2 separate regions of the Mus musculus genome follow, and region 2 is linked to region 1. Evidence: chromatin loops called from intact Hi-C (ENCODE). Cell type or tissue: left cerebral cortex. All regions are shown on one strand. Each heading gives the region's core, and the rest is flanking DNA. Links, peaks and the distances in the headings are about the cores only.

Evidence for each region. Hi-C counts contacts between places; a loop is a spot of excess contacts. Peaks named below come from ENCODE experiments on the same cell type or tissue, not always from the same donor. Only the 100,000 strongest peaks of a DNase experiment are listed, where the experiment ranks them.
Region 2: it touches region 1 in a loop (2.0-fold over the local background); 4 of 42 quality-filtered maps call a loop at or near these places.

Annotation. Positions count from the first base shown.
Region 1 is chr5:31,195,795-31,204,963 of GRCm38, forward strand. Snx17 (sorting nexin 17) reads left to right here. Exons shown (of 15, transcript NM_153680.2): 5 at 1-62; 6 at 157-247; 7 at 383-470; 8 at 687-756; 9 at 1,189-1,281; 10 at 1,376-1,579; 11 at 1,827-1,952; 12 at 2,069-2,146; 13 at 2,276-2,350; 14 at 2,442-2,483; 15 at 2,564-3,106. The coding sequence ends at 2,677. It overlaps Zfp513 (zinc finger protein 513), which reads right to left and starts at 6,509. Exons shown (of 4, transcript NM_175311.4): 1 at 6,193-6,509; 2 at 5,789-5,944; 3 at 4,441-5,028; 4 at 3,187-4,353. The coding sequence starts at 6,247. The coding sequence ends at 3,527. It overlaps Ppm1g (protein phosphatase 1G (formerly 2C), magnesium-dependent, gamma isoform), which reads right to left. Exons shown (of 10, transcript NM_008014.3): 7 at 8,659-8,893; 8 at 8,236-8,365; 9 at 7,778-7,880; 10 at 6,874-7,490. The coding sequence ends at 7,287. In left cerebral cortex, for the core only: a CTCF peak has its summit at 4,315 (motif pointing left); DNase peaks (open chromatin) are centred at 212, 3,391, 3,996, 4,257 and 4 more places; H3K4me3 peaks cover 2,161 bases; H3K27ac peaks cover 2,175 bases.
Region 2 is chr5:31,251,934-31,261,102 of GRCm38, forward strand. Krtcap3 (keratinocyte associated protein 3) reads left to right here. Exons shown (of 7, transcript NM_001363337.1): 2 at 1-170; 3 at 259-318; 4 at 432-638; 5 at 722-856; 6 at 962-1,069; 7 at 1,161-1,264. The coding sequence ends at 1,069. It overlaps Ift172 (intraflagellar transport 172), which reads right to left. Exons shown (of 48, transcript NM_026298.5): 33 at 8,994-9,169; 34 at 8,690-8,799; 35 at 8,461-8,590; 36 at 5,881-5,979; 37 at 5,584-5,693; 38 at 5,398-5,461; 39 at 4,956-5,042; 40 at 4,622-4,738; 41 at 3,632-3,742; 42 at 3,318-3,437; 43 at 2,720-2,815; 44 at 2,469-2,528; 45 at 2,286-2,384; 46 at 1,882-2,035; 2 more. The coding sequence ends at 1,402. Among named protein-coding and RNA genes, the nearest start is that of Krtcap3, 4.8 kb to the left of the region's middle. In left cerebral cortex, for the core only: CTCF peaks have their summits at 3,972 (motif pointing left), 6,774 (motif pointing right) and 6,976 (motif pointing left); no DNase peak of the experiment used is centred there; H3K27ac peaks cover 654 bases.

The DNA.
Region 1 (9,169 bases), core at 1-8,000:
GCAATGGACAGAAAGTTCTGGTAACTGTGCTAACTTCTGACCAGACAGAAGATGTCCTGGAGGTGAGGTGGTTGTTGAAGACAGCCCAAGTGCCCAGGGCACACTAGGCTCTGCACTAAAATAGCTGGTTGGTTAAGTTGTACTTCCTGTTCCCAGGCTGTGGCTGCAAAGCTGGATCTTCCAGATGACTTGATCGGATATTTTAGTCTCTTCCTTGTTCGAGAAAAAGAAGATGGAGCCTTTTCTTGTGAGTGTCGCTGTCCTTTACTGCTTGCGCTTCAGGCAGTGAGTTCCTGCTGTGAGAATGGGACATTTCCTCCAAGCAGGTCCATGGCTTTCCTTCCTCTTTAGTCTGATCACACTTTCCTTTTTTAATCTGTAGTTGTACGGAAGCTGCAGGAGTTTGAACTGCCTTATGTTTCTGTTACCAGTCTTCGGAGTCAAGAGTATAAGATTGTGCTCAGAAAGAGGTCAGGGCAGAGCCTTAAAGCAGGAGAGGGTGTGGGCTGGATGGCTGGGCCTCATACTGAAGTAGCTTTGCCGAGGGAACCGCAGTGGATGTTGTACTCACACCTCCCACCCTTCTCGTTCGGCTCCACCATTGATTACCCCAGAGTTGCAATTGTTCGCTTGCCCATTTTCCATTCTACTTTTGCTTAGCCCTGTGACCCATTTCCACCTCACAGTTATTGGGACTCTGCCTATGACGACGATGTCATGGAGAACCGGGTTGGCCTGAACCTGCTTTATGCTCAGGTGAGTTTGGAGCTGACTCAGAATTCTTGCCGTGAAGTGGTGACTCATATTCCACTTTCCCAAGAAAACTCCATGACTGGTTCCCAGGTCCTGAGGAAGTCCCTAGAATATTGGTCAGAGCTCCTGACACTGACTCTATAAACTGAAAAGGTCAAGGCCTCACTGCAGTTAGCTCTCAGCTCACGATGACAGCAGAGCTCACTTTTTTTCTCTAGACAGGGTTTCTCTGTGTAGCCCTGGCTGTCCTGGAACTCACTTTGTAGACCAGGCTGGCCTCGAACTCAGATCTGTAGATCTGCCTGCCTTTGCCTCCTGAGTGCTGGGATTAAAGGCGTGTACCACCACGCCCGGCTCAGAGCTCACTTTGATCACTTCACTGGAAGTACTAACTGGGATCCCCAACTTTCCATTCGTTGTCTCCACTGTATGTAGACGGTGTCAGACATTGAGCATGGCTGGATCCTGGTCACCAAAGAGCAGCACCGGCAGCTCAAATCTCTGCAAGAGAAGGTCTCCAAAAAGGAGGTGAGCTGGTTTTTGCCTTGTCTCCCTGTAAGGGTTACGAGCTCTGAGCTACTCCCTGTCTTGTAACTAACCACACCTGGTGAACATTTTTCAGTTCTTGCGGCTGGCCCAAACTCTGCGGCACTATGGCTATCTGCGCTTTGATGCCTGTGTGGCTGACTTTCCAGAGAAGGATTGCCCTGTTGTGGTGAGCGCAGGCAACAGTGAGCTCAGTCTCCAGCTGCGACTACCAGGCCAGCAACTCCGTGAAGGCTCTTTCCGTGTTACCCGAATGCGATGCTGGCGGGTCACCTCCTCTGTGAGTTTCTTTTCTTTCTTTCTTTCTTTTTTTGAGACGTCTAGTTATGCTAGTACTGGCCTGGAACTGTGTAGCCTAGGTGTCTTTGAACTCATGACCCTCCCACCTCAGCTTTCCAGTGGCTACAATTAGCACACCTGGCTTTCTTTTGTGACTGGGCTTTTTTTTTCCCACATCTTGAGGCTGGTGCAAACTCCGTGGCACTATGGCCAACATGAATTCAGCCTGACCCCTATTCCTCTTCTAGGTGCCACTCCCTAGTGGGGGCACGAGCAGTCCAAGCCGGGGTCGGGGTGAGGTTCGCCTGGAACTGGCTTTTGAATACCTCATGAGCAAGGACCGGCTACAGTGGGTCACCATCACCAGCCCACAGGTATGAGCCCACCCTCAGAGCTCTTATGAAGCCCTCAGGTCCCCAAGTGGGAGTCCGTGTTGTAGACCTGGGTGGGGATGACTTCTCTTCAGACTGAGTCACCTTCTTGCCCTTAGGCTATCATGATGAGCATCTGCCTGCAGTCCATGGTAGATGAGCTGATGGTGAAGAAATCTGGGGGCAGTATCAGGAAGGTAAGCGGCGGCAGAGACTGAACAGCTGAGTGGCTGTGCTCTCCCGGTTTGGTTTGTCCTAGGAGTAAGTTTCTCTTGGGAGGAAGGGGAAGTGGTTGGGCTCTGAAGTGAATTTTCTCTCTGTATCAGATGCTGCGCCGGCGGGTGGGGGGCACCCTGAGACGTTCAGACAGCCAGCAAGCAGTGAAGTCCCCACCATTGCTCGTAAGTTAATGTCAGCTAGCACCTTGGCTCCCAGCTCAGCCTTGCCTTCCTGCTGCCCCTAAATCTAACCGTTCTGCCTCCTTCCCCCCAGGAGTCACCAGACGCCAGCCGGGAGTCCATGGTGAAACTCTCAGTGAGTTACAGGGTTGGTGAGGTTGACTGTAGGGCCTCACAGGCTGCCACCCTCTGACCCTCCTCCCACCTCTGTTACAGAGTAAACTGAGTGCTGTGAGCTTGCGGGGGATTGGCAGTCCCAGCACAGATGCCAGTGCCAGTGCCGTCCACGGCAATTTCGCCTTCGAGGGCATTGGAGATGAGGATCTGTAATCTCAGCTGCCTGGATGTCTGCCCTCTACCTGAGAGGAGATTTATACACACTTGCCCTGTGCCTATGCTCCCACGTTAGGGGAGTCTCTTCCTATTCCCTCCCCACTTCTCCTTGTTCCTCTTGGCCAGGGGCCTCCTAACCATACCTTCCCTTTTCCTGGGCTGGCTACACAAAAGATCACTGTCTCTTTTTTAGAGCTGGCCCTTGATGCCAAATTAGCATTTAGTATTTTGCACAAAGTCCAAGAGACTGTGGCTACTTGCCTCGGAGAGGAACTCTAACACTCCATGGGTTGTTTCTGGCTTTTGAGGAACTCCAGCACTCCATGGGTTGTTTCTGGCTTTTCAGGGCCTGGGCAAAGGGTGGGCAGAGGTCTGTGAATGGTCTGAGCAGCTCCCCATCATTAAACTCAGCCTGATTGCCGCCTACCTTTGGTTCCCTCTCACTGCCCCTGTCAGAAGGGGTAAGGCCTAAATAGTTGCCATTGCCAATTCAGCAGAGACATGGCTCTGTTAGTGTTTCCTTTATTATAAAGCACTGAAATAAGTTAAAACAGTAAAAGGCTGGGCAGCTCCCAACCAGTTCATCCATAGCCTCTGGGAGCAGTGGCGGTGAATCCAAGGCCCTAATCACTTAGCTCATCTGGTACGTGAGCTAAGACAAGTCCCCTGGTCTATATGGCCCCCTGACCATGGGATTCAGGCTGGTCCATATAGTGCCTAGGTTAGTCTGTGTGGAGCCCCTGACCAGCGGGGGAGAAAGGGAAAGGTGGTTTCTAGTTCATTTGTATAAAATGCAGGAGGCATAGGGCTAATTCCTAGAGCCCCAGGTAAAAGAACCTAGTTAGTTCAAGGTGAGTCTGAATGAAGAGCCCTGCTACCAGTAGCACCCAGGGCTGCTGGACCCCGAGTGCTCAAAACAGAGGGTGGGCTATGAGGTGGGGCCCAGCCCTCAGGGGCAGAGAGACCAGGCCCTCCTGCTCCACCATGGCCATGCACCTTCTGATGACGCTTGTAGTTGTCCCAGTGGCCTGTGGTATAGGCGCAGGTGGCACAGCGGAAGGGCTTCTCGCCCGTGTGTCGCAGCATATGACGTTTGAGGTTCATACTCTGGTTGCAGCTGTAGTTGCAAAGGCTACACCGAAAAGGTTTGTCACCAGAGTGGATGCGACCATGACGCTTGAGGTTGGCCAGGTTGCCACAGGCATACGGACAGAGGGGGCACTTGTAGGGCTTTTCTCCTGTGTGGACGCGCTGGTGCCGTTTCAGGTTATCCAGATGAGCAGAGGCGTATGGACAGCGGGCACAGCGGAAGGGTTTCTCACCACTGTGAGTCTTCATGTGCCGAGCCAGGTGGTTGGGGTAGTGAGTGGCAAAGGGGCATAAACTACAGGCAAAGCCTTTGTCACCAGGGCCCTGGGGTCCCCCAGTGGCAACCCCTCCAGCCTCTCCTCGCATGCAGCGCCCACACATGGCAGCTCCCAGCCTGCTGCCCTCACCCTCCTCCAGTTCCTGTCCACAGCCCCGGCAGGTCCAAGGGAACAGTAGCTCTGGCAGTGGTTCGGATCCAGTTCCACACAAGCTCTCCCCTTCACCCCGCAGCTGCCCACAGTCTGGCAGGAAACTGGCACCACCTGGTGGCACATGAAGACTCAAGTCTGGCAGGATCAGCGCATCTGTGGGAACAATGAGATATGGGCCATTAATCCAAGCATCCCTATCACCACCAACCCATGTCCCAAGATGCCTGGTGTTCTTTTTACCTTCTGATCGTCGGGGCATTGTCCCCTCCTGCTCTGTGGGACTGGGAGGCCGGGTTGGTCGTGGAGCACAGCATCGAAAGCCACAGGTTGGGCAGGGAGGAGTGGGAGGCCCTGTGTGGGTGCGCTGATGCCGCCTCAGGTTGCCCAGGCTGCTGCAGGCAAAGGGGCAGTGGGGACAGCGGTAGGGCTTCTCGCCAGTATGGGTGCGGGTATGTCGCGTCAGGTTGACGAGCTGGGCTGAGGCGTAGGGGCAGCGGCCACAGCGGAACGGCTTCTCCCCGCTGTGTGTCTGCATGTGCCGCTTCAGGTGGCTCGAGTAGTGGGACACGAAGGCGCACAGCCGGCATGAGTACAGTAGCCGTGGGGGCAGCGGGGGCCCCCCACCCGGCCCTCCTGCCCCACAACACGGCCCCTCACCTGTCGGCCCCCCACACAGCTGACAGGCTGGGCCTGGCCTCTCACCCCTGGCCTCCCCTGGACCCCTGGCTGGTTCCTCAACTTCACTCTCCGCACTTAGTGCGCGGCCGCCCCCAGACTCGTCGTCACTCAGCCCATAGGGAAGTCCAGGTCTGGCCCCCTGAGAGTCTCCTGGTGAAACGTAAGGGAAAAAAAACAACCGGTCAACATGGCTCAAGACTGAGTTCCAAACTCTCACTTCTCACATGTAGCCCCACTTACCCTGCCTCATCCTTGATTTGGTCCTACCTCTGAGCCTAATTACTAACACCAGGGTTGACATGTCATTTTTAACAAATGGAAAATATCATGAGCTTGAAGTAGGGTGCAGGCTGACGTGAAGCAACGTTAATTCTTGAGACAAGAAAAAAATATAAAGATCCCAAGATCTTTTTTGTAAGCTCTGGTTTAGTAAGGCTCCTTTTTATATAAGGCTGGTTATGAAATGAAAGCCTTCTCAAGCAGGCACAATTTAGAGGAAGTGGAAACAATGTAGTGCAAATTACACAGAAAGGGCAGATTCGTTTATATGGTTTTTCTCTGACTTTAAAAAATACCCCAAAAATAAATGAGAGACTTAAGGATAGAAACTGAAACCTCAGTACAAAAAGGATCTGCTGCTACTGGTCAAAAAGGAGTTTTAAGAGTAGCTTATTTACATAATTCCCTTGCATGAACCTCTTGAGGTGCGCATAAGAACTGGGGCTACCCACCCCTGTATTCACACCACCTTTAGCCCGAACCCGAACTTCACCTCAGCAAAATGATGCTGCTGAGGGACCTTTAGGGAGTTCTAGGTTGTAGAAAGTGGTGTTCGGGTCGCTGGCACCGCCTTCTAAAGGGCTTGAGTTACCAATTGCCACTAATCCTAAACCACGACCCTTAAACACACCTTCAGAGTCTCTCTCAAAGCCCATGAGCTGGTCGTTGTGGCCGTCACCTTCATCCTCTTCCTCTTCCTCTTCAAACTCCAGATCTTGGCCTAGTAGCAAATCGCTCTCCAACACCAGGGCCCCAGGACCTTCGTCGAAGGAATCTTCAGTATCCACTAAAGAGGGGAGGGTGCTTGTGGAATCTCCCTCCCAAGCAGTACCCATAATCCGAACCAAGGAGCCAGCTGTTGTGAACTGCACTTCCCGTACTCGATGACCCTCAGGTTCCTTTAATACTCTGGTAAGGAGCGAAGATCCCAGATCATCCGCCCCTAACCCTCAGGAGTCCCCCTCCACCCTGACCTGAGCCCACTCTACTGACCCCACCCCTGTTCCTCCCGGCTCAAGGCCCCTGACCCCTGACCTTTGACCCCCTCGCATTTCACGGGCTGTGGATGGCTTTGCTTCCTTCGGGGCATCGTGACCGGCTCCAGCCCGACGCGCCTCCGGCCCGAGGCCTCCCGGCCCCGCCCCTCCCAGTTCGGCCCTGCCGTCGGTCCTTGCTCTTAGGATCCACGAACCGCCCCCATACACCGGTGCGGGCCCTGGGCAGCCCCTGGCCCCGGCCCCGGAATCCAGCTCAGGTCGCTCCCGCCGCCGCCGCCGCTTCCATTCATGGAGCCCCCTACCCCCCTCCGAAGACCAGCTGGTACCTCCGTACCCGCTTCCGCTTCCGCCACCGCAGAGCAACACGGGATGCGTAGTTCATGGGCTGTACAACCGGAGCGCAGTCGCAGCATGACCAGGAAGTGATTGTGATGCGCTGCTAGCCAACCAATCAGAAGCTGGACGCGTAACCCAACCAGCCAACCAGGAAGGTGGTACCCTGCCCCCTCCATATACGAACTAGGAAGTCGTGCCTGAAGGCGAACAGCGCAGGATGGCCTCCAGCGGGCTGCTTACTCAGGAGTTAAGACTCCCAGCTCCTGCTCCACATTCACTGCCCCCTCTCCAGAGGCTCGGGACACACACAAGCATGCAGCAACAGCCGCCCACCACATATGGGGCCAGGGTAGGAGAGTAAAGCAGGACACTATGAGCACGATTAGCTTTTGTTTGGCCTTTAGTCTGAAAAAGTGTTGCTTGAAAGTGTACAACAGAGAGCGGGTGCAAGCGGCTAGGGGTCACAGAGCCGCCAATAAAAAAGAATGTCCTTAAATAAAGTGTTCACAGAGTAAAAATCAGAACTACCAGTCCTTCCCTCCAACACAACAGAGCACAGGCACAGAACCGATAGTCGATGAGCCCAAGGAGAGTAAGGAGGCTTAAGAGGACAGCAGAGCCTCCCAGGCTGCCGCGTGGGGGGGGTGGGGGGCCCTCTTTGTAATGGGCTGAGGAAAGCCACCCAGCCCCCTGCACACCTCATACCCACTGCTAAGGCTAAAGGACAAGGACAAAACTCAGTCTCGGGTCCAAGGGCTCAGAAAACAGTCCACATGGGCAGGGTCCGGTTGACCACTAGTCCCTCTTGGCCTTCTTTTTGTCACTGTTGCCGGTGTCTTCAGCCCCCTCCGTGGACAGTGCCTCCTCCAGTTTCCTCTTGCCACTCTCTGCCTGAAGCTCTACTGTGTTTCGGGGCTTGAAGCAAATGATGATGCACGTCATGTTGTCACACCCTGTACCATCCCCAGAAGTGTCTGGCGCCAGGCACTGATCCAGCAGCTACAAAAAGGTTAAGGCAGTTTAGCCATGGGGTTTGAACCAAAGTACCACAAGAAGGCTTGTCCTTGCTAATACAAGAAGGCAGGACAGAAGGAATGGGCAAGTTATCACAAAGAAGAAACCTGTGAATTTCTGAGGCCCAAGGCTACATCAGGGAAATGAGGAAAGAGCCACCTTTTTAATCAAAGTCATCTAGTGTGTACAGTGATTCTACTCCCAGCCTCTGCTCACATCTCAAGAGATGTGTCTGTGTAAACCAGGCGCCTGCCTCCCAACTTTAGACTCACCTCTTCCACAATGGATGACAATAACCGAAGCTCCCCGTTTTCATCACGTTGACTGATCTTTGATTGAATAAAGTCTACAACCTCCTGGCTGCTCATCACATTCCTGGGTCAAAAAATGACAATCAATCTTTAATCCTACCAAAGAGAGGCAGGTAGGCATCAGTACTGACGCAGGCCAATTTCAACACCCCTGTAAATGCTCCTCGGCTTGGCCTGGGGCTTAGTGCGCGTTTTCAAAACATTTTTAAAAATAATTATCTATTTTAAGTAAATGAGTACACAGTAGCTATCTTCAGACACTCCAGAAGAGTGCATCAGATCTCATTACAGATGGTTGTGAGCCACCATGTGGGTGCTGGAAATTGAACTCAGGACCTCTGGAAGAGCAGTCAGTGCTCTTAAGAGATGAGCAAGGTTGCACAAGGGTGTTTAAGGGCATTTCTTTCACCAGTGCTCACCAGATGCCGTCACAAGCAATGACCATGAATTCATGGTCATCAGTGAGAGTCAGCACCTTGATGTCAGGAAGGGCAGAAATCATCTGTTCCTGGGGTGGCAAGTTTTTGTTTCTCTTGTAGAAGTGGTCTCCTGAAAAGTAAGGACGGTGAGTAGTTTGACTAATTCCCAGACTTGTATTAGAGGTGGGTCAAATCTTTAAGTTTCATCTTTTCTAGTTTCAGATCTGCTCTCAGAACAAAGAGCTCATTTGCCTCTTTTAACATCCAGAACACAGGGAAAAGTATAACTTTACCATTTTACAGAGGTATTTAAGAACAAAGAAGGCATGAGCTTATTCTGAAGAGCACAGGGCTTAAACTTTGCTATTGGTAGTTTGGGACACAGGACAAAACCCCAAGATTGCCTAGTTTCTTAGTCCTTACCAATGGCCCTGGAGAGGTTGAGGCCTCCATTGACTCGTCCATCCATGGTGACCTTGCCACCAGCATTCTTGATGCGTGCCAGCTCCACTTCATCCTCTGGTTTGTGGTCATAGGACATATCTAAAGCTTTGCCAGCCTCGGACACCACACAGCGAGAGTCTCCTGCATTGGCCACAATCAACTGCTTCCCTCTGATCAGAGCCACCACCGCTGTTGTGCCACTGTCAGAACCAGGCTTAAAAGGAACAAGCAGAGCCTTGTGGAAGCTCCTCGGTAGGAGTGCACCCCTCTGACCCAACTATCTATATGAGAGCTTTAACAATCAATAGGAAGAGCTGTCCAGAGAGACAGCAGCATGCTCCTGTACCCTTTCCAAGGCAAACCTATTCAGACTACCCTTAAGAGTTCCTACTGTAGAATTAATTCTCCTGATGATGAATTAAAGACTAAAACACCAAGGGGATATACTTCCAAATATCAAAACTCACGAGACTTATACCAGTCCCTTGTC
Region 2 (9,169 bases), core at 624-8,623, 57 kb after region 1:
CCAGGCGGCTGATGCGCGTGGGACTCGCGCTGATCCTGGTGGGCCACGTGAACCTCCTGGTGGGAGCTGTGTTGCATGGTACTGTTCTGCGGCACGTGGCCAACCCCCGAGGCGCGGTCACTCCTGAGTACACCACAGCCAATGTCATTTCTGTGGGTTCGGGACTACTGGTGAGCGTCGCGGGAGGGTGGACAGGCAAGGCGGGTTGGGCTGGGCGCTGAGAGCCAGTAAGCCCTATTAGGCTTGTTGCTTCCGCAGAGCGTTTCAGTGGGACTTGTGGCCCTCTTGGCATCCAGGAACCTTCTTCGCCCACGACTGGTGAGAAGGGTGGAGGAGGTGTCTCAGCACACTACCAATGGACAGGAGCCTCAAATAGAGAAGTATCACGGAGAAACAAACAGGCTGTTTACCCAGGTCTTCTACCCCACTAGCACTGGGCCCTGCTGACGCTGGCCTTGGTGAACCTGCTCTTGTCTGCTGCCTGCTCCATGGGCCTCCTCCTGGCTGTATCGCTCACTGTTGCCAATGGTGGCCGCCGTCTTATTGCTGATTGCCACCCAGGACTGATGGATCCTTCCATACCGCTGGACCAGGGGCCTGGACACACTGACTGCTCCTTTGATCCCACAAGAATTTATGTGAGCTTATTCTTGCTATTGGAGAAACTCTGGTCCTCACCTTTGCTCCAAGGCCTAGTCCTCTTTGTTACTTTGGGTTTTAGGATACAGCTTTGGCTCTCTGGATCCCTTCTCTGTTCATGTCTGCAGCTGAGGCTGCTCTTTCTGGTTACTGTTGTGTGGCTGCACTCACGCTACGGGGAATTGGGCCCTGCAGGAAGGAAGGGTTGCAGGAACAGGTAAGGAAGAGGAACAGGAAGGGCTCGTTCCATACCCTGGTTGTGTTGAAAAGGAGCTGGTGTGTCAATTTAAGTCCCAATTACTGAATTCCCTCCTTTGGGCAGCTGCAGGAACTGACAGAGCTTGAACTTCCCGAGTGTAAAAGGCAGGAGAACGTGCAGCTGCTCCATGGCCGTCAGGACTTCCAGGCCTTACAGAAGACCTGGGTTTAGGTCAGGTGAAGGCCCTGGGGTGGGATGCATTCTTGGGGACGGGGGCTACGCTGCTTGCTCTCTGACTCAGGTTGGCTCTTTTCTTTGTCAGGCAGGTGTTCTTCTGAGGCGCAGTCCACAGGTGTTTTCTACTACGCACGGGGGCCCTGACCCTAGGGTGGTATAAATAATTGTAATAAAAGAACTTGTATTTTGTCTTCTGCCTGATTACAGTTACTTGTAGAGTAGGGGCAGTGTGCTGTGGTGGAGAGACATTGAGCAAAGAATGCAGCAGTCTCCACTACTCAGAGAACTTTAATGAGGGACAGATGTAAGCGTCTCGGCTGCGCCAGTCACTGAAAGGAAAAGCTGGTGCTAGGGAGACCACCGCACCACTGGCTGATGAACTTGAGCACGTCCTGGCACACTGGGCTGTGAGAGGTCTGTGAGCAAAGTGGAGAACAGGAGAGGAACCATCAGCTCCTGGCTGAGCAGGGTTTTGAGATTCCTATTTGCAGCGCCCCCTACCCCACCCGACTGCCTCCTTTGTCTTTAAGACTCCTTCTCTAACCTTGATGGCCATAAGAAACTTGTTCCAGTTGTCTTTGTTAGCAGCCTTCCCAGGCCGCTTAAATTCAATTTTGTTCCTCAAAATGGGGTAACCTGTGGTAGAAGGTGAAAAGGCAGCGTTTGCAAGAGTGTGGAAGGGGGACTAGGCAGCTGAGAGCTGGGTGGGGAGGGGTAGCTCTGGCACCAAAAGGAAATTTTGACGTTTCTGCTTTTCCCGCCTTTCTCCTTGCCGTGGGATTCTGGGGCGATGTGGGGTTCTGTACCTGTGATGAGGCAGGGCAGTGCCCGAACTCCAGTGCTCGCGGCAACTAGGGAAGCCTCATAGACACCTCGCTCATCCCGGGGCAGAACCTGCTCCAGTCTCTGGTCCATCGAGACTGTGAGCACCCAGTCTCGGACCTCTTCTCTCTGGGCCTCCTGGGGAAGAGAGGTAGTGCTAGCTTTATATGGGGTGAGGACAGGGCCTTCCTAAGCCTTTGGCCACACACCAGCTATAAATAGTCCCCCTGGGATCTGAGGGACACAGTCACTGCTTCTGCTTTTCCTGAGTAGTAGTGAGGGCTGGTGTCACTGAAGAATAGCAACCCGGAGCCATCCTTCTCAGTGCCAACCCACTGGTGACAACCCACTGGTGACACCTTTCCCTTCTCCTGTCCTGCCCCCTTACCGGGACGTGCTGCTTGGCTGGGAGCGGCACCTCAAAGGGAATGTCAGTATCCTGAAAATCTGAATGGTCCAGGGCATCCAGGGTCCCTTCTTCGATTGCCTGTGGGCAAAGCAACCACCCAGGAGATAGGCACAGCATGTGACAGGCAAAGGCTCCTCATCTCTGGGCAGTTTCCCTACTTACATCAGTCAGATCCAAGAACCGATTGAGGAAAATGAAAGCCATGTTCTCCCAGCCAACTTCCTGTAACAGAAAAGTTGCAGATGGCTGTGAGCATGGGTACTACTTGTCCGGGTGTTAGGACACTCCAGGAAGAGACAGAGACTGTGTCCTTCTCAACGTTGGTCCCATACTCAGCTTTGCTCAAGGGAGTCTCCTTCCCATTTTAGATTTCCTTGTTTCTTCAGCCCCACCCTTCCCTTGTTCCAGCTCACCTTGGCAGCAGTGCCCGCTTCATAAAAGGCCTTGTCTGCAGGGAGTAACTGGGTGTGGCGCAAGAGCGAAACAGAAAGCCTGGCAGCTACGGTTTCCTGTGGATTTAAGGCGAAGTTTATGATCCTGACTGAGTGACCAGACCAGTGAGCCTGTAACTAAGGCAGAGCCAGTTCTGAACCACTCTAGATCTCAGGCTATTCCAGTCTTTCATCAGCACAGTGTAACTGGCCCCAGATTGTGTACAGGTTCCTTCCACTTCTAGAATTTGACCAAGTACACGAAATGTATACATAGTTACAACCAAATAAGTCAAAACTGTGTGTGCTTATAGGAGGTACATAAAAACTATCAGACATCTGACTGTTTCAATAGATTGAGGGTGGTAAGGCTGTGTGGGCATAGAGCCCTAGGGTCAGAGCAGTATGGGAAGAGACTGGCGAGTGTTAAAGACTGATTAGACCGAGAAGCACAGAGGGAGACGTGGCAGTTTAAGGGCCTAGGCTCGTAGATCCAGAACTGACACTTGTGCAGCTTCATAGCTGTGAATGTGGGTCCTTGTGACTGAGGGTGCTATGAATCTCCCTGGCTGGATCTTACCAGCTGTTTGATACTCTGGGCTGCAGATCGCGTAGCGTAGTAATGAGAGATCAGCAGCATCATCTCAAACTCCTCATGCGCTGCAGAGTTTGCCTCACTGGACTTCACCAGGTTTTCACACTGTGAGATAGAGGGGGGGGGGAGGGGAGGGGAGGGGAGGGAGGAGAGACAGCATGAGAGCACAGCTAGGCTGCTGTGGGGTGAGAGCAAAGCCATGGAGGTTGTACAGTGGTTACTGCTGCCCATTTGGACTGAGACCAGGACAGGGACAGAAGAAGGAACCCTGTAATTTCATTGCTGACCCTTCTTCTTACCAGGTTGAAGAGGACATCCCGAAGATCAGCCCAGCTATGGTAGGCCTCAGCATTGTTGGTCCCAGGAGAGCTAACCATGTCAGTGAAGATCCTTTTGTAGATGTTGAAATTCTAGAGGTTAAGGGGGAAGGGCACCTGAGTGAGTGAGCTGTGTGTATAGGAGCGCAGCCTAGATTGATGGAGAAGGCAGAGATGTTAAGAAAACTATTTTAGGGCTGGAGAGATGGCTCAGCGGTTAAGAGCACTGGCTGCCCTTCCAGAGGTCCTGAGTTTAATTCCCAACAACCACATGGTGGCTCACAACCATCTGTAATGGGATCTGATGCCCTCTTCTGGTGTGTCTGAAGACAGCTACAGCGTACTCATATACATAAAATAAATCCTTTTTTTTTTTTTTTAAAGCAGAATTTTTTTTTTTTTGGCAGTAAGACCAGGATCTCAAGGTTATCCTAGGCTCCATAGTGAGTTCCAGGCTGGCCTGGCCTACATGAGTTATGACTTAGAATAACAGACAGACAAAACCCACAACAAAAAATAAAAGTCAGTGTGGGTGGATCTATAAATGTGAGAACAGCCACCGTGTTACCAGGCTGATAGTCTAGAGAACCCTGGTTCTCCATAGGAGAACAAAGTGAGTATGACCTTTAAAGGGTATTCACACTTCCTCTTGGACAGACAAGTCAGTGTGTTTTTGTTTTTAGTTTTTTTCGAGACAGGGTTTCTCTGTATAGCCCTGGCTGTCCTGGAACTCACTCTGTAGACCAAGCTGGCCTTGAACTCAGAAATCCACCTGCCTCTGCCTCCCAAGTGCTGGGATTAAAGGCATGCGCCACCACGCCTGGCGCGGTGTGTTTTTAATAAGAGCATGGATGGCTACTTGAGTAAGTTCTTCAAGGGATAAATCCTCCAAGGAGTCTGTGTGTTCCAGGACAGGAGTCTTAGAGATGACTGAAAGGATGGCTGCAGAATGAATTCCCAAGAAGGCTGTACCTGTGGGTTTGCAGGGGCTCCGTGTTGCACATAGAGGGCCAGTGCCTGGGCATAGCCACCTTCTCGGATCAGATGAGTTGCATACAAAGCCACATACTTGTGCAGAATCTTGTAGTTCTGTTTGGGAGTTTGGGAGGGAGGACATGGACAAGGCTCAGATCAATAAGAACTGGCAGCAAGAGACCAGGGATTTGTTCAGGGAGTAAAGGGCACGTACAGTTCTGACCATAGTATCAGAGTTACCAAAGACTGATGTTCAGTAGGGGCCTTTGCAGATTGGCCACTGGTGGAGTTAAGAGGTGGGAAGCTCAGAAGCAGGGAGGGAGCGCAGTACCTGCTTGGTAGCTGTTTCAATGCATTTATCCCACTGGCCCTGCTCCACATACAGGTCCAAGGCAGCTACTACGTCCACACCCACCAGCTGTAGAGCAAAAAAATGGTGAGCTGAGGGGACAGAGGATCTCTAGTACCTCTTCAGGAATTTGGCATTTACTCTTCTTGTTTCTCTCTTGTGCTGCTGGGGCCGAACCCAGTGCCATATATATATATGGCACTGGGTGTTATATATATATATACATACATATATATATATATATATATATATACACACATATATATACATATATATAGAGCTCAGCCTCTTGACCCAGTGCCATATATATATATATGTGTGTGTGTGTGTGTGTGTGTATGTATGTATGTATATATATATATATATATGTATGTATGTATGTATATGCTAGGCAGAGCTCAGCCTCCTAACTTCAGAGCCTTACCGAATCCACTTTGCCCTGGTTCTTGAGGAACTCCTTATAGTGCTGATCCACATAGTCCTCATACCTGGGAAGATATACAGAGACTGTTAACTTCATGGTCTTGGGACGCCACACCCTCCCCAGAACTTTCTCCTTCCACTCCGGTGTTTATAAAAGGAACTAAAAAGTTTAGCTCCTATCGGTTACCGGGGATCTAGCTCTTTGGCCACGCGCTTGGCCTTGTTCCACTCTTCCCCCTCAATGAAAGCATCGATTGCTTCTTTGACAAGGTCCAGGTTCAGATAGAGTTCTGCAGCCTGCACAGTGGGATATCAGAGTGAAAATGATCTTTCCATGTGACGCAGTGGTCTTCCCCCACTTGGTGAACTCCCACCCTCCCTCTGCCCAGAACACTGCAACAGCTGCCACGGGGCCCAGCCCCACATCTGGGTGATGCGTCATCGTTCCACCCGTGCATGTGGGATCCGGTCAGGGCCTACTTACAGCACTGTGCTTTCCAATCCCGATCAGCTGGGGCCCTACAACCCGGACGACTTCCAGACTGCGCTGGGGAGGCAGGAACTTGATGGACAGTTCAGCCGCCTGAGTGGATGAACAGAGATTGGAAATGGGTGGAAGAAACAAAGTGGGCCAAGGCTGCATGGCCTTCCTGTTGCTCTCCTCCACTTCCCTTCCTCAGGCTCCTTCCTCATCTCCCCGCTTCCCCATGGAAGCCTGGCTCGTGGTCGCTTGGCTGAGCACCCTGGACCTCGCCGCTGTGCCTTCCACCTGGCTAACAGCTCTTCAGATGCTTCCCTGGCTGTCTGAGGTCACTGCATTTTCTTTGTCAAAGATAAAAATCTCAGTACCAAAGTATAGAGAAAACAGAAATGAGAACTGCAGACAACCTGCAGCTATTTGTGAGCCTCAGACTGTTCATGTTCACTGGGTTTTGAAAACAGTACAAAAAAAATGGCAAATACCAGTAATATTAGGTTCAATGAGTATTAGGTTGAAATGTCTATATTTTAAAGATTTTATTTATTTTTATGTTATGTGTATGGGTGTTTTGACTGTATTTTTGTCTGGGTATCTGGTGCCCATGGAGGCTAGAAGTGGGAGGGTGATGGATCCTCTAGAACTGGGGTTCCATATGGCTTGAACTGCCATATGGATGCTGGGGACATGGTCTGAGTCCTCTGGGGGACCAGCATGTGCTCGTAACTGCAGAGCCCAAGATGTCAAGTTTTAAATGTTCAGTTAGGTGTATTGCAATTACTTTAACTCTGACTCACTCTCACACACACAATCTCTCTTTTAAGATTTATTTACTGTGTACAGTGTTCTGCCTACATGCACACCTGCACACCAACAGAGGGCACCAGTTCCCATTGCAGATGGTTGTGAGCCACCATGTGGTTGCTGGGAATTGAACTTAGGATCTCCAGCCCAACTCTCTCTCTGTCTCTTTTTAATCTTAATCAAAAACAGGTATTAAAAAGCTGAAATAATGGGCTGGAGAGATGGCTCAGTGGTTAAGAGCACTGACTGCTCTTCCAGAGGTCCTGAGTTCAATTTCCAGCAACCACATGGTGGCTCAAAACCATCTGTAATGGGGTCTGATGCCCTCTTCTGGTGTGTCTGAAGATAGCTACAGTATACTCACATATATAAAATAAATACACCCCCCCGCGCCCAAAAAAACCCCAAAACCTGAAATAACACATTTGTACTTTACATTATGTTCCCAGCAGGCAGGGCTGACCTGGACGATTTCAACAGCTTTGCTTAACTGTTTCCACTGGGATGTCCACATCTTCACTGATTTTCATTTCCATGTGACCCAGTTTATCTATAGTCTAGATTAATTCCCCTTTCCTTTCTTGGCCTGCCAAACTCTGCAAGGCTTAAAGCATGCTTTCTCCCCATCCTGAGAGCCATCCTATGACCAATCTGAAAGTACCCCATCCAGATGTCAGTAAACAGCATAGAAAGTATCGGATGCTTAGTGGTTGCTGATTAAAGTCTCAGATCTCACAACAAACCCTCAGCCCCTCTACCTCTTTTGCTTCACTTCCTGGGACCCATTCAACGACCCCAGAAGTGTAAGGGCAGCAATACAACAATGTTTAGCTTAGAAAGCCAGCTGCTGCCCAGCCCCTTAGGTACCCAAGGTCCTTAGTTCTTCGTCATGACCGAAATACCTGGAATGCAGGTAGTGGTCAAAACTTTGGGTGTTTCTGTGAGGATGTATTTGGTTGAGGTGTTTACATGGTAAGGCAGATGGACCTTCCCAATGCAGATGGGCTGTGTCCAATCAGCTAAGACTTTGAACTGAACACAAGGCTTATCTTACCCTGAGTAAAGGAAACCTCATCCTGCCCAAATGCTGTCTAGACTGGGACACTGGCTTTTTCCTGCCCTCACTCTGGAACTGAAATGGTAGCTCTTCTTGGGGCTCCAGCCTTCACACAGGAAAGACATCACTTTCTACCCCAGGGCTTCCTGCTTCCCAGTCTCCATGCAAATCCTGGGACTTGCCTACCTTGGTTACTGAGCCAATTTCTCATCTCAGGCATATACACACACTATCAGTTTTGTGTCCTTGACTGATAACCTGTGTTAGGACTGGTGAAGAGGACTGGGTTTGCTTAGTCCACTGTAGGGGAGGCGGCTTTGCAGGAGCTGGCTGTTATGTGGAGGTGTGAAGAGGAGCCCATGTTTTTTCCATGGCCTTTACCCTGGTCTGAAGCTGTCCTTCAAGCTCTCCTTCCTTCTTCCGAGAACTTCCAGGACTACTCCAGCCCACAGAGAGCTCAGGTGTCTCTGTGCTGCACTTCACACACCCCAGTCTTTACTCGGATTTGGTAGTAATTAGTCCCTAACCCTGGCTGCGCAGGGTGTGTATCTTACATCTCGTCTAGCCTTCAGATGTCTGGCTCTAGCATACACTGCAGGTACTTAGTAGACATCTGCTACTTGAAGTAAAGTCACTGGAAGAGCAGGATGAGGGTTTGTAAAGGCAGCCACGTGGGAATGGACTTCAGGGAATGGGGGCAGGAGTCAGGATGCACGACTCCTCACCTTCATCCAGCACTTCTCCATCAGGCCACTGCTTCCTGAGTCGCGAACTTTGAGGTAGCAGTCCACTGCACGGCTATACTCTCCAGCCTGTTCCCACTGCCGTGCTTGCTCTACAAGTCCCTCCACCCCTCTGTGGGGAGGAGAATGTTTAATGATCAGGACTGGGGAGGGGTAGTGTGGTCCAGCCCATCGACTCCTGATCACACTGCCTGGGCATAAGGCTTCTTACCTGCCTCCCTTCTTGGTAGCTTCTCGCTCATACTCTTCCTGTAGGGCCTCTAGCTGGCCAGGCACATAGTCCTTGCAGATTCTCAGAGCGTCGCTCCAGAGTCCAGCCTCCTGCTCAGATTTTCAGGTATCAGAAGGGCAGAGGTGGGGGCTCGAACGCTTCCTACCACTACACAGGTTCCTCTGGCCTGACTACAGACTTCTTAGACCTCCCTGTCCCTCTTCTTGCCAGGAATCAGTGTGGAGCTCTGTGGCCTCTTATCCTTTGTGGCCCAAATATCACTATACCTTATAATATCACTCACCTTATAATAATTGAGAGCCAGACCTGGTCTCTGGGCCCGAAGTAGTAACCCTTCTGCCTTCTGAAAGTCCTTCTCCTCCAAGGCCCCACGGGCTTGACCTACAAGTACCTCAGCAACGCTGTCAGGATCGTGGGCCTCAGCCACGCGCTGAGCTGCCTCCCAGTCCTGGTTGTGGA